Regions from separate parts of the Homo sapiens genome. Here region 1 is linked to region 2. The links are chromatin contacts, found by Hi-C or POLR2A ChIA-PET in ENCODE. All regions are on one chromosome and are shown on one strand. Each heading gives the region's core, a stretch centred on a gene start or an enhancer-like site at or near the end of the contact. The rest is flanking DNA. Distances are from core to core; before and after follow the strand shown. Region 1 holds the start of MAST3 (microtubule associated serine/threonine kinase 3). Region 2 overlaps EPS15L1 (epidermal growth factor receptor pathway substrate 15 like 1).

Region 1 (7,072 bases), core at 3,730-6,229, 1.7 Mb after region 2:
CAAACAGATTAGAGGATGTTTTAAGGAAGACTCAGGAGGTTACCAAGAAAAAAGTTCATTCAACCACCACACTTCCTGATGTCCCTTATAGAGACATGTGAGGAGAGTTTTGATGGGTACATAGAAGCTCACAAGAATAAAATGTATTTGTTCATTCAATACAAGGTCCTCTGATACTTCTCAAAGAGAATTTGAAGTGGATTTTGAAGAATATATAGATGTTAGGCCGGGCACAGTGGCTCATGCCTGTAATCCTAGCACTTTGGGAGGCTGAGGTGGGTGGATCGCCTGAGGTCAGGAGTTTGAGACCAGCCTGGCAAACATGGTGAAACCCTGTCTCCACTAAAAATACAAAGATTAGCCGGGTGTGGTGGCAGGTGCCTGTAATTCCAGCTACTCGGGAGGCTGAGCGCAGGAGAATTGCTTGAATCCAGGAGGCGGAGGTTGCAGTGAGCCGAGATTGCTCCACTGCACTTCAGCCTGGCCAACAGAGCTGGACTTTTGTCTCAAAAACAAAAAACAAAAAAACACAAATATATATATATATATACTTGTGTGTGTGCGTGTGTGTGTGTGTGTGTGTGTTAACCACAGAAAAACTGCATTCATTCATTCAGTCAGTCCAGTCAGTCACTCAATAAGCACTCCTTCTTGCCCACTGAGGGGTTGTTCAGGAGGCAGTTCAGTGTAGGAATTCTCCAGATGGAGCAGCGGATTTGAGACCTCTCTGGTGGCTCTCTCCAGCATGTTCCCACATGCCCAACCCAACCCTGGTTCAGGGAACCTCTCTTTCCCCAGGATTCCAGTCAAAGCCCCAGGGAGGGCTCTGATAGGCTGAGCTTGGGTCACATGTACACCTTGAACCAATCACAGTGGCTGAGGTGGATAAACGAGTCTGAGTCACATGTCCACCCCAGGCTGGACTAAGGGAGAACTTTGAGGCAGAGCTGCCCAGAGTCAGAACAATTGGCCATTGCAGGACATGAGCTTCTCATCACTTGGGGTGTGCAAGCTACAGCCTGAAGTTCACTTAGTGTAGGACTGCCAGATAAAACACACGACTTCCCCACCCCCATTGACTTCTGCCTTCTCAGGGACCTTCAGCCCGAAGAGTGGGGAGCTTCCCTCCATGTGGCCAAGAGACCCTGATGCCCCTGAGGGGTCATCTAAAGAGGGTGTTGAAGGATGCATAGGAGTTTGCCAGGAGAAAATCTATTCATTCATTTAACAAACTCACTCGTAGTCATTATTCATTAAATAACATTTAAATTAAATTCCCAGTTAAATTGGAATTTCAGACAACCAACATATTGGTTTGTGTTTTGTTTTGTCTTGTTTTGTTTTGTTTGAGATGGAGTCTCGCTCTGTCACCCAGGCTGGAGTGCACTGGCACTATCTCAGCTCACTGCAACCTCTGCCTCCCAGGTTCAAGTGATTCTCCTGCCTCAGCCCCCCGAGTAGCGGGGATTACAGGCGTGCCCCATTACGCCCCCTTAATTTTTGTAGTTTTAGTAGAGACGCGGTTTCACCATGTTGCCCAGGCTGGTCTCAAACTCCTGACCTCAGATGATCCACCCACCTCAGCCTCCCAAAGTGCTGGGATTACAGACATGAGCCAGCACACACGGCCAACACATTGTTGTTTAATGCAACTATGTCCCAAGTACTGAAGGGGGCATACTTACACTGAAAAAACATTCATTGTTTATGGAAATTTAAATTTAACTGGGTGTTTGCTTTGGAAAACAGCCTGGTTGTCTTTTACAAATTTAAAATATAGAGTTGCTGGGCGCAGTGGCTCATGCCTGTAATCCCAGCACGTTGGGAAGCCAAGGCAGGAGGATCGCTTGAGCCCAAGATTTTGAGATCAGCCTGGGTAACATGGCGAAACCTTGTCTCTACAAAAAATACAAAAAATTAGCTGGGCATGGCGGCATGTGCCTGTAGTCTCAGCTACTCCGCCCTCCAGCCTGGGCGAAAGAGCAAGACCCTGTCCCAAAACAAAACAAAACAACCCAAAACATAGAGTTACACCATATGACCCCGGAAGTCCATTCCTAGGTAAGTACCCAAGAGAACCAAAATATATCCACAAAGGCAGGGGGCGGTAGCTCACACCTGCAATCCCAGCCTTTCGGGAGGCCAAGGTGGATGGATCACTTAAAGGTCAGGAGTTTGAGACCAGCCTGGCCAACATGGTGAAACCCCCGTCTCTACTAAAAATGCAAAAATTAGCTGGGAGTGGTGGCGGGTGTCTGTAATCCCAGCTACTCAGGAGGCTGAGGCAGGAGAATCAATTGAACCTGGGAGGCAGAGGTTGCAGTGAGCCAAGATCCCGCGACTGCACTCCAGCCTGGGCATCAGAGCAACACTTCATCTCAAAATAAATAAATAAAGAAATAAATCTATGCAAAAAGTTGTATGCCAATGTTTATAGCAGCTCTATTCAGAATAGCTACCAAAATGTGAAAAAATCCAAGTGACCACCAACAAATGAGTGGATCAACAAAATGTACATGTACATATATACAATGGAATATTATTTGGTCATGAAACGGAATGAAGTACTGATATTTGCCACAACATGGGTGCATCTTGAAAGCATGATGCTGAACGAAGCCAGACACATAAGGCCACATGTTATGTTTTCATTTTTATGAAATATCCAGCACAGGAAAATTCATAGAACAGGAAGCAGATTGGTAGTTGCCAGGGGCTGAGAGAGGGGGAATGAGGACTGGCTGCTAATAGGTACAGGGTTTCTTTTGGGGATGATACAAATGTCCTGGAATCAGATCGTGGTGATGGTTACACAACTCTGTGAGTATGCTTAAAACACTGAATTTATTGCACACTTTAAAAGCGTGAATTTTATGGTATGTGAATTATATGTCAATTTTTAAAATTGTATGAGAAAAACAAGTTTTCCCTGGCATCCTGTATTTTTATTTGCTCAATCTGGCCACCATAACTTGATGCAATTCTACAGTACCTCATGGACAGTCAGGCCCAGTGACCCTTCCTAGGGTCCCCTCGAGCCTGAAAGCATACTCCAGTGTCCACACTGTACAGTGGGGCAGCCGAAGACAACTGCGGCTGCAGAGAAAGTGCGAGTCCCAGGGAAAGAAAAAATGCAGGTGCTAAGCCAGGCACAGTGGCTCATGCCTGTAGTCCCAGCGCTTTGGGAGGCTGATGCAGGAGCATCACTTGAGGCCAGGAGTTCGAGACCAGCGCGGGAAACATGGCGGTACTCCATCTCTACAAAAAAAACCCAAAAAAATTAGCCAGGCATGGTGGCATGTGCCTGTGGTCCCACCTACTCTGGGAGCTGGGGTATGGGGGCTGAGGCAGGAAGATCGCTTGAGCCCGGGAGGTAGAGGCTGCAATGAGACAAGATTGCACCACTGCACTCCAGCCTGGGTGACAGAGAGAGACCCTGTCTCAAAAAAAAAATTTTTTTTTAAATGTGGGTGCTATTTTGGGACTTTGGGCTTTTCTCAGCCTCAGTTTCCCCTCCTGCAAAATGGAGTAGAACAATTATCTTCAAATATCTGTGAGAGATGGTGTTTATGAGACACTTAGGGCAAAAAGGCAATCATCCTCAAAAAAGAAACTGACAACTGCAGCGGCTACCTGCTTTTGTAAGTAAAGTTTTATTGGCACCAGGGCCAGGATTAAAGGGAGGCAAACAAGGCTGAGTGGTGCAAGGACAAGGGTCTGATCATGTCTTAAGAGTTTTAGTGTTTTGGCCAGGCAAAACACCAAAACTCTTTGGCCTGCAATCCCAGAACTTTGGGAGGCTAAGGTGGGTGAATCACCTGAGGCCAGGAGTTCGAGACAAGCCTGGCCAACATGGTGAGACCTCATCTCTACCAAAAATACAAAAAATCAGCCTGGTGTGGTGGTGGGCACCTGTAGTCCCAGCTACTAGGGAGGCTGAGGCATGAGAATAGCTTGAACCCAGGAGGCAGGGGTTGCCGAGATCATGCCACTGCATTCTAGTCTGGGCAACAGAGAGACTCGTCTCATAAATTAAAAAAAAAAAAAAAAAGTTTTGGTGTTTTGGCCATATGCGGTGGCTGACACCTGTAATCCCAACACTTTGGGAGGCCTAGGCAGAAGGATCTTTTGAGGCCAGGAGTTCAAGACCAGCCTGGGCAACATAGTGAGATCCCCGTCTCTAAAAATAAAATAAAAAATAAAAGTTTTGATGTTTTGTTCATCATAAATGTTTTCATTAATTTTATGTTTTTAAAATATTATTTCTCTTGATGGCTGAGTTTTGTGGGGCCACCTTAAATTTTGCACAGGGGTGAGATCCTCACTCGCCTCACCCTAGAACCCGTTCTGCTGTGTGTACTGGGCACATTTTTTGTTGTTGTTTTGTTTTTGTTTTTGAGACAGAGTCTCGCTCTGTCGCCCAGTCTGGAGTGCAGCGGCGCTATCCCGGCTCACTGTAACCTCCGCCTCTTGGATTCAAGCGATTCTCCTGCCTCAGTCTTCTGAGTAGCTGGGATTACAGGCGCGCGTCACCACCCCCAAGTAATTTTTTTTTTGTTTTGTTTTGGTTTTTTTTGTTTAGTAGAGACAGGGTTTCACCATGTTGGCCAGGGTGATCTCGAACTCCTGACCTCAAGTGATCTGCCCACCTCGGCCTCCCAAAGTGCTGGGATACAGGCGTGAGCCACTGCGCCCGGCCAATGCGCTGGGCATATTGATTAACCTATCTTAGCCTCAGTTTCTTCATCTGCAAAATGGGGCTGAACGATGCTGCCTTACTTCTGAGAGGATTCATGCAAAATATTTACTTCTGCGCTCTGCTGGAGGGGCGGGGCCAGCTCGCCCAGTGGGGGCGGGGCCCTGTGGTCGGGCTCCCCGGGAGGGGCGGGGCCAGGCCGTGTCAGCTGACCGGCCTGGCCAATGGCACCTGGCGGCGGGGCCTGGCAGGCCGGGGCGGGGCCGGGGGCGGGCCTGGCGGCGCGGACTCCCGGGCCATGGACGAGTCGAGCCTCCTGCGGCGCCGCGGGCTCCAGGTGAGGCCCCTGCGCGGGCGGGCGGAAGGCAGAGGGCGCGGCCAAGTGGACGCGGCCTGAAAGGTGCCGGGAGGGGCGGGGCCTTCACGGGCTGTAGGGAAACTGAGGCAGAGGGTGGGGAACGCTCAGATCGCTTCTTTTTGACCACCCGCTTCTCAAAGTGCTTTTTCTCATGGTGGGAAGGGGGAAGGTGCCCCCTTGGACATCTAGGGAAACTGAGGCTCCAAGCGATGGCGTGGGAGGAAGAGGCTGAGGGCTCTGCCCCTCCCCACCAGCTGTTCTAATAATAATGCTAGCAACAGCAGCCAGAGAGCTCACCATATGTTCATGGTTGTTTTAGTCCTATTACTAGCGATGTATTAATATGAGTTCATATGTATTAATACCTCCTTGGGTCGTCGCTGCACCACTGTACACCCTCAGCTCAGCCCTACGACGACCTGGGGAGGTTGGGGCTGTCAGGCGCCCATTTGTCAGAATAAGGAAACTGAGGCTCTAGTCCCGGAAAGCCACTCTCCAGAGGTCGCCTAGCTGGGATTCGATCTGCGCCCTCAACCAGCTCTCTTACGGCACAAGGCGCTGCCAACCAGCAGTGTGACCTGGGGGGAGGGCACCCTTGCTTCTCTGGGCCTCAGTTTTCCAATGAGCCATAGGGTCCTCCTTTTACTGAGTTTATGTTTAGGAGGCTGTGTCATCAGGAGGTAGGGACACAGGCGTCGGGGACAGCAGAAGCCTAAGTTTGAAGCCACACAGGGACTACATGACCCCGGGCAGCCACCCTTTGACTTCTCTGGGCCTCAGTGTCCCCATTATAAGAAAAGAAAAACAGGAATTAAGATTTGGCCATTTTCCTCTGGGACTTAGACCACACCCTTAAGAAGCCACCAAGTTTTCAGGTAGGGAACCTGGGATTCAGCACTTACCCAACGAACATTTATGGAGCGCCTGCTGTGTGCCTGGCTCTGGAGAGGCAGCGGAGTGTTCTGCAACCTCTGGAGCTGCCCTCCTAGAAACCCCAACCTGTTGGGGGAGGTAGACGCCAGAGCAGCGGTGACCCCACGGAGTGATCAGTTGTGATAAGGGACTCACAGCAAGTGAAGGAGGCGCCTGACCCAGTCATTGCTGGGAGCCCTGGGGTAGAGGAGGCAGCCAAGGGTGGCGAGGCATTGCAGCGGGGGGCGGTATTTAGGGAAATGAAAGAGGTTGACAGAAGCTGGAACCTAGGGAGGACTGAGCAGGTGGGGTGGGGGTCGGGGACTGAGGTTAGCTCCGGGCGGGTTGAGGGGGTGAGAGGAATGGGGCCGGCGGGTCTCCAACCTGGAGCCGCACCGGTAGCTGCGGGACTGCGAACTCAGCAGGTGATGGGAAGCCAGGTCGGGAGTGGTCAGGGAAGGCACGGGCTGAGCTGCAGATCAGAGACACCCGGTCTCTGGCCGCGCGGGGGTGGGGCAGAACTGGAGGCGCTGAGGCCAGAGGCAAGAGTGGGGGACTTGGGCGGAAAGGAGGGGGCGGGGCGGGATTGGCGAGCAGCGTGGTGTTGGTGGGGGGGCAGTCCCGCCTCCAGCCCCAGTTAGATGCCAACCCGCCCGCAGCCTCTTAAAATAGAGAAACCGCCTCCGGGTAGGCGAATGGGGGTGCTGCTGACGTCAAGAAGTGGGGCCTGTTCCATGGTGGGGGGGTCAAACATTTCCTGATGGTAAGTTCTATGTTACAAAAGGGGAAACTGAGGTTCAGAGAAGCATAGCCACTGTCCGGGTTTCACAAAGTATAGGTGACAGAGTCAGACAGGATTTGAACCCACGCAGTTCCGGCTTCCTCTCCAAACCAACCCAGCACAGGCGTCCCTCCACGAAGGTGGAGGGATGAGCACGGATTCCCCGACTGAATGAGGGCATTCCGGGCAGAGGCCACAGCACGTGCAAAGGCCCAGAGGCATGTAGCCTTTCTTACCTGTTTATATGGGGAAACAAGAACTTGAACCTATTTCTTAGCACTAGAGGCTGATGGCCAGGACTTAATGCTTCCAGGGCCTTCAGTGC
Region 2 (6,644 bases), core at 3,256-5,755:
CGGAATCAGAAAAGAAGTTTCCACGCATTATCATAAATCACCAGGCCTGCAAGCTTTCGACCAGTTTCCCTGGCCTGGGTCTGGTTCTCAACCATCCCATCCATCCTCCTCCAGCTACCTGAGTGCTCAGAGACGCACACTGACCAGCCCGCGCCCGGAGAGCGCTGGCCAGTAACTGTTCCCACCAGGGAAGGAAGGAAGTGCAGTGTCCTCAGCTTGGCACTGAAGATATTCCATTTCCCGACACCTCAGAGCCCCAAGACATCGCTGTTTGGAGGTCACTTCCCCATCTAGGGTCACGCAGCTAATCGGGGCCACCAGAGGCCACACCTGGATCCAGCCTGGCTGGCGGCCAAGTCCAGACACTTCCCGCTGTGTCCTGAGCTCTGCCAGACGTCTCCCAGGGAAGGGGAGGGACACCCAGGGGAGTGTGCCAACCTGGTGGGGAATTATGCAGTCCCTGAAATGCTGGCTGTAAAAGTTTACGTGCGTTGGTGTTTTAGTAAGTGAGGTGAAAAAAGAGCACACAAACCTGCCGCTGATGTAATAAGCGATAAAAGTGAAGAATGCACAATGACACCTAATTATACAGAATGGATGTGTAAACAGCTAAAGAGAATAGAACTGGGCAGGGAAAAGAGGACTATCTTGGGGGCAGGATTACAGTGTTTATCCAACAAATTCTGGGACTGCTGTTGTACGATTTCTCACAATGAATAAAACCAGGGGGACGTAGACTCCTTCCAGTTATAGTCATTGGATTTGAACCAATACGCACCCACCACTTGCATATTGTTGTGCTACAAAGGGTCATTTGAAGCTAAAAATAATGCCCAGGCCGGGCGCAGTGGCTCACGCCTATAATCCCAGTACTTTGTGAGGCCAAGGCAGGCAGATCACCTGAGGTCAGGAGTTCGAGACCTGGCCAACATGACAAAGCGAGACACCATCTCTACAACAAATACAAAAATTAGCCAGGCGTGGTGGCATGCACCTGTAATCCCAGCTACTTGGGAGGCTGAGGCAGGAGAATCGCTTGAACCCAGGAGGCGGAGGTTGCAGTGAGCCGAGATCGTACCACTGCACTCCAGCCTGGGTGACAAGAGTGAAACTCTGTCTCAAAAATAAAAAGAAAAAAATAATAATGCCCGGATTATGGTCAGCGTCTCTGGGGGACGCCAACACCTGTGAATGTATAAAGAAGTGAAAGTTGTAATCCCAAACAGCACTTTGGGAGGCCGAGGCAGGCAGATCACGAGGTCAGGAGCTCAAGATCAGTCTGGCCAACATAGTGAAACCCCGTCTCTACTAAAAATACAGAAAATTAGTCAGGTGTGGTGGTGTGCGCCTGTAATCCCAGCTACTCAGGAGGCTGAGACAGGAGAATTGCATTAATCCGGGAGGCAGAGATTGCAGTGAGCCGAGATCGCGCCACTGCACTCCAGCCCAGGCGACGGTGCGAGACTCCGTCTCAAAAAAAAAAAAAAAAAAAAGAAGTGAAAGTACAGAGAAAACTACCATGACAAAATGAAAATAGAAGGAAAATAGCATAAAGATCTGAAAGGGGAGAGGGAAAAAGTCAAAAAAAAAAAAAAGAGGAAAAGAAAGGGGGAAACACTGAAAAGGCAGAAAAAACTAGAATAACATGAAAAAGCAAGAAAAGCCAGAGATTTAGGAGCCATCATTTTAAAACAGACAAAGACATCATGGAAAAGACATAGGAGGTAAGTGTGTATAGCAACAGCAGCCCCAAGATGGCTGCCCCCCTCGTGCTTGGAGGCAGTGACACCATTCCTGGGTGAGGGGTACAGGAAGGAGTGGCTATCACCCTTAGCATCTTACAACCTCGTTAGATGACAGTGTCCAGCCATCACACCTGTGTCAACTTCTGGGCTCAAACTCCAGCTTATTTCCAAAATATGTCTCCCCAGAGGAAGAAGACCCACAGAAAGGAGGCCAAGGCAGGCAGGCTGTTTGTCATCTGTCAGTAAAGGTGACAGTGGTCAGGTCTAGGCAGCAAACAGCACATCGCCTGCCATGGGTTCACAGACTCCAGAGGCCCTCACTTCAGATGACAAAGGTGCCCTTCCTGCCAATGATCAGAGAGGTCTGGATCTGAAGCACATTTCCAGACAAGTTTTTTTTTTTTTTTTTGAGACAGGGTCTTGTTCTGTCACCCAAGCTGGAGAGCAGTGGCGCAATCTCAGCTCATTGCAATCTCTGACTCCTGGATTCAAGCCATTCTCCTACCTCAGCCTCCCGAGTAGCTGGGACTACAGGTGCGTGCCACCATGCCCACTTAATTTCTGTATTTTCAGTAGAAGCGAGGTTTCACCATATTGGCCAGGCTGGTCCTGACCTCAGGTGATCCGCCTGCTTTGGCCTCCCAAAGTGCTGGGATTACAGGCATGAGCCACCACGCCCAGCCCCAGGCGAGTTTTTTAACAATCTCATGGGAAGCAAGGGAAAGAGGTTTCCAAGCTACTGTGATTCCAGTGGAAAAAAAAGAGTTTCAGTCTTTGAGGCATGCAGGGTTATTAAATATCTGCTCTACTTCCCAGGCGCTAATGAGCAACAAGATCCGCAACCAAGAGAAACAAGGCCTGGACTAATCCAGAAGAGTCGCTGAAGGACACAGCCCAGAGCTCCAACCTCTGCCCATCCATGCTAAAGGCTCATCCGGCTCGAACACTTGATGACCACCGGATGTCACTCTCAAAAGACCTACAGCTGAGGGAAAGCCCAGGGAGTATGGCTCAACCATTGCTCATCACCACGGGAGTCCATCTGGGTAACCTGGAACAATGACAGTGGTCAGAGGTTTTGATCTAATTACACATATGTCAGGTTTTGCATATGCAAAAGCAGAAGGGGGAAGAAAGAAGGTACAGCACCAGGCCCCAACTGCCACTTCCTCTTATGCCAGGCTTCTTCCCAGGAACAATGGACTCACACCTGCACGCTGCCCTGATATGTCATTGCGACAGAACTGAAGACACATGTTGCTAATGACATAAATCCCCAGCCCCAGGCAGTCTGTCACTGGCCCCTGTGCAGAGACCTCTTGGCCCCCAAAAGGAAGATTCACAGCTACTGGGAAAGAGCCCTCTGTATGCTGAGAGCAGCCTCTGGAGCTGCCCACCCATGTCTGACCCCAAAGTGAGCCTGGGGCCAAGCCCGAGGCAACAGCAGAGAGGGGACGCACCAGGGGATGAGGCCTGCACCGTAAGAGGCTGCAGGTGGCACCAGGATGGCCGTAGGAATGGAAGGAAGTGCAGCAGAGCTGACCCGATGTGTTCTCCTGACCCAGCCCACTGTGCTGAGAAGACGCCATCTTCGCCTCTGCAGTGTGTGAATTGTTGATGAGGTTCAGTGTAGCTTTCAGCTCGGTCTTTCAGTTGCTCTTCCTAACTCAAAATGCTAAGAGACAACATGCAAAGTTCCTGTGGCCTCCTCACTTATCCTCCAGCCCAGAAACAATTTACAAGTGGGATGACAGAGAGAGGGGCACAAGGAGAAGGACAAGTTCACATCCTTCTGCTCTGAAGGCTTTAAAACACCGCAATTCACACAAGCGCCTGTAACTGTAACCCAGGACAACAGCAGTTGAGATGGAGAAACCCAGCAGAACCACCTCGGAGGAGAAACTGTCTCAGGATTGTGTTCTAACGACTCCTAAGCAGGGTTCACCCAACTCTGATCCCCGCACGTGGCCGAGGGCAGGACGCCTCCTACATCTTCATGCCTGGCTGCCTCCTGCCCAAACTCTCACTCTCACTCTGCTAGCAAAGTACGCGCTCTTGTGCAAAACAAACCAATGATCATCAGCCTTGGTTCAAAATGACTTTTGGAAAGCAATCCATTTTCACTGTAAAATGTTCAGAGAAGTACCTATAATCCCTTGTTTCCTATCCAGTACCTCTCATCCTCCCGACAACGCTAAAGGGCAGGTAATATTACTAGTCCAGTTGACAGGTGGGGAAACTGAGTTTGCCCTACTCAGGACCACAACAGCCAATGAGCAACAGTCAGTGAAGCACCCAGGATAGGTGGTCCTGGAGTCAGACCCTCACCTACTGTGCACCCTGTAATGACAGCCCAGGTGTCACAGGGCTGTGCACCGGACCACAGGACAGCCTCATGCATATGCTGGCCTGGGAAAATGCACGTCCGTGATGACGTGCTGGAGCATTTTATTAAACAGAAGAGGTCAAAAGGCAACACTCAATTTGAGCATATAAATGGACTTGAAAGCCAGTGTTTTCGATGACCTGCCATTTCCCCAGGAAAGCTGAGACCCCATAATGGCTATGTTTTTCAATGCCACTGCCAAGTTTTGCAGGAAGTTAGGCATATAACACTGAAACACATCTCAGTCTGAGTTCCTACTTAGAAAAACATATGGATGCAAAAACATAGCCCGGAGTAGAGCTTGCTTGATAATCCTTCCATTTCTGCCTTCCCCTTAGAGGCCCCCACAGGCCTTGCACAACCATCACCCAATGTGAGCCCAGCCCTCCCAGCAGGCCGGCCCACATTCTGCGGGTGAGATAACCTGGCTCAGTCATGTGGCAAGCACGGGGCAGAACTGGGACTTGACTCAAAACATTCAAAAGGCATCAGGGAAACGCTGGGGTATGTCTAACCTTCCTGGACTGGATGGGCAGCTCTCTCCAACTGCTCCATCAGAGGTTTCTACAGCAGAGCTAAGGTAAATGTTACCAAGAGAAGGAGAAGACTTGGCAAGTGAAAAGAGAGCTTTTCCAAATCACAAGGAAAAAGACATCTCAATTAAAAATGAGCAAAGAGAGAGGCAATTCAGAAAGAAGAGATGCAGCAAAGTTAGAAAGAAAATGTTCCATCTCACTAGTAATTTAAGTATTACAGGGCCAGGCACTCTGGCTCACACCTGTAATCCCAGCACTTAGGGAGGCCAAGGTGGGTGAATCACCTGAGGTCAGGAGTTCAAGACCAGCCTGGCCAACATGATGAAACCCCATCACTACTAAAAATACAAAAATTAGCCAGGCATGGTGGCAGGTGCCTGTAATCCCAGTTACTCAGGAGGCTGAGGCAGGAGAATCACTTGAACCTGGGAGGCGGAGGCTGCAGTGAGCCGAGATCATACCACTGCACTCCAGCCTGAGCGACAGAGCAAGACTTCATCTTCGGAAAAAAAAAAAAAGGCAGAGAAGCTAAAACAATTCTGAAAAAGAATAATAAAGTGGAAAGAGTCAGTCTACCTGATTTCAAGACTGACTCTATAGCTAGAGTAGTTAAGACAGTGGAGTATTGGCAGGGGGCGGGCACAGACAGTAATGCACAGAACAGAATGTAGAATCTGAGAAACAGACACACACAGATCTGCCCAGTGGATTTCTTGACAAAGGTGCAAAAGTATTTCAGGAGGAAGGAAAGCCTTTCCACAAAGGGCACTGGAGCAATCGGCATCCATAGGAAAAACATGGGCCTCGAACTAAAAGTCTTATGCCTCGTACAAAATGTAACTCAAAGTGGATCATGAATTCAAATGTAAAACATAATCCTCAGGATCTAGGGCAAAGCAAAGAGTTCTTAGACTTGACACCAAAAGCCCGATTCACAAAAGGAAAGATTGGCAGACAAACTTTATGTTTGCACTGTGAAAGAGCCATGTAAGGCCTGGCGTGGTGGTTCATGCCTGTAATCCCAGCACTTTGGGAGGCCGAGGCAGGAGGATCACCAGAGTTTGGGAGTTCAAGACCAGTCTGACCTACATGGAGAAACCCCATCTCTACTAAAAATGTAAAATTAGCCAGGCATGGTGGCGCATGCCTGTAATCCCAGCTACTCGGGAGGCTGAGGCAGGAGAATCGCTTGAACCCGGGAGATGGAGGTTGAGGTGAGCCGAGATCACACCATTGCACCATTGCACTCCAGCCTGGGCAATAAGAGCAAAATTCCGTATTAAAAAAAAAGGGGGGGGGAGAAAGGCCGGGCGCGGTGGCTCACACCTGTAATCCCAGCACATTGGGAGGCCAAGGTAGGCGGATCACCTGGGGTCAGGAGTTCAAGACCAGCCTGGCTAACATGGCTAAAAATACAAAAAAATTAGCTGGGTGTAGTGGTGTGCACCTGTAATCCCAGCTACCCAGGAGGCTAAGCCAGGAGAACTGCTTGAACCCAGCGGGCAGAGGCTGCAGTGAGCCGAGATTGTGCCACTGCACTCTAGCCTGGGTGACAGAGCAAGACTCCGTCTCAAAAAAAAAAGCCAGATAAAAAGGTGAAAAGGCAAGCTACAGACTAGAAAGAAAGGTTTGCAAAGCACATATCCAACAAATGACTACTATCTAAAATATATACTAGAGAGCTCTCAAATTCAACAGCATAAAAAAGAAAACAATCAAATTAGAACATGGGCAAGCCAGGCATGGTGGTGCGTACCTGTAGTCCCAGCACTTTGGGAGGCCAAAGCAGGAGGACTGCTTGAGCCCAGGAGTTCCAGACCAGCCTGGGCAACATAGTGAGACCCCATCTCTACATGAAATTAAAAAACTAGCCAGGCGTCGTGGTGCACACCTGTAGTCCCAGCTACTCAGGAAGCCAAAGCAGGAGGATTGCTTGATCCCAGGAGTTCAAGACCAGCCTGGGCAACATAACAAGAT

Evidence for each region. A loop is a pair of places that touch in the nucleus more often than their neighbours do. ChIA-PET counts read pairs that join two places held with the same protein, here RNA polymerase II (POLR2A). Pooled maps may share reads with other maps.
Region 1: a loop to region 2 is called in a map with no recorded cell type, with 9 times the contacts of the local background. The contact joins the promoter of MAST3 here to the enhancer-like site in region 2. A Hi-C loop is called at or near these places in 1 of 37 single-sample maps with no recorded cell type and 2 of 50 pooled maps. POLR2A ChIA-PET finds 5 or more read pairs at or near these places in 1 of 52 experiments (activated B cell).

The regions. Positions count from the first base shown.
Region 1 is chr19:18,092,799-18,099,870 of GRCh38, forward strand. MAST3 (microtubule associated serine/threonine kinase 3) reads left to right here and starts at 4,980. Exons shown (of 28, transcript NM_001393504.1): 1 at 4,980-5,033. The coding sequence starts at 4,995. It also overlaps a transcript of IL12RB1 not described here. RefSeq lists silencers at 832-911, 4,715-5,224.
Region 2 is chr19:16,442,591-16,449,234 of GRCh38, forward strand. The region is part of intron 1 of EPS15L1 (epidermal growth factor receptor pathway substrate 15 like 1); the gene reads right to left. Among named protein-coding and RNA genes, the nearest start is that of EPS15L1, 26 kb to the right of the region's middle. RefSeq lists enhancers at 1,895-2,074, 2,177-3,376, 3,111-3,190, 3,301-3,360. Within about 2 kb of position 4,506, at least 32 of the 41 ENCODE cell types and tissues checked have a DNase peak (open chromatin) inside an H3K27ac peak, as active enhancers do.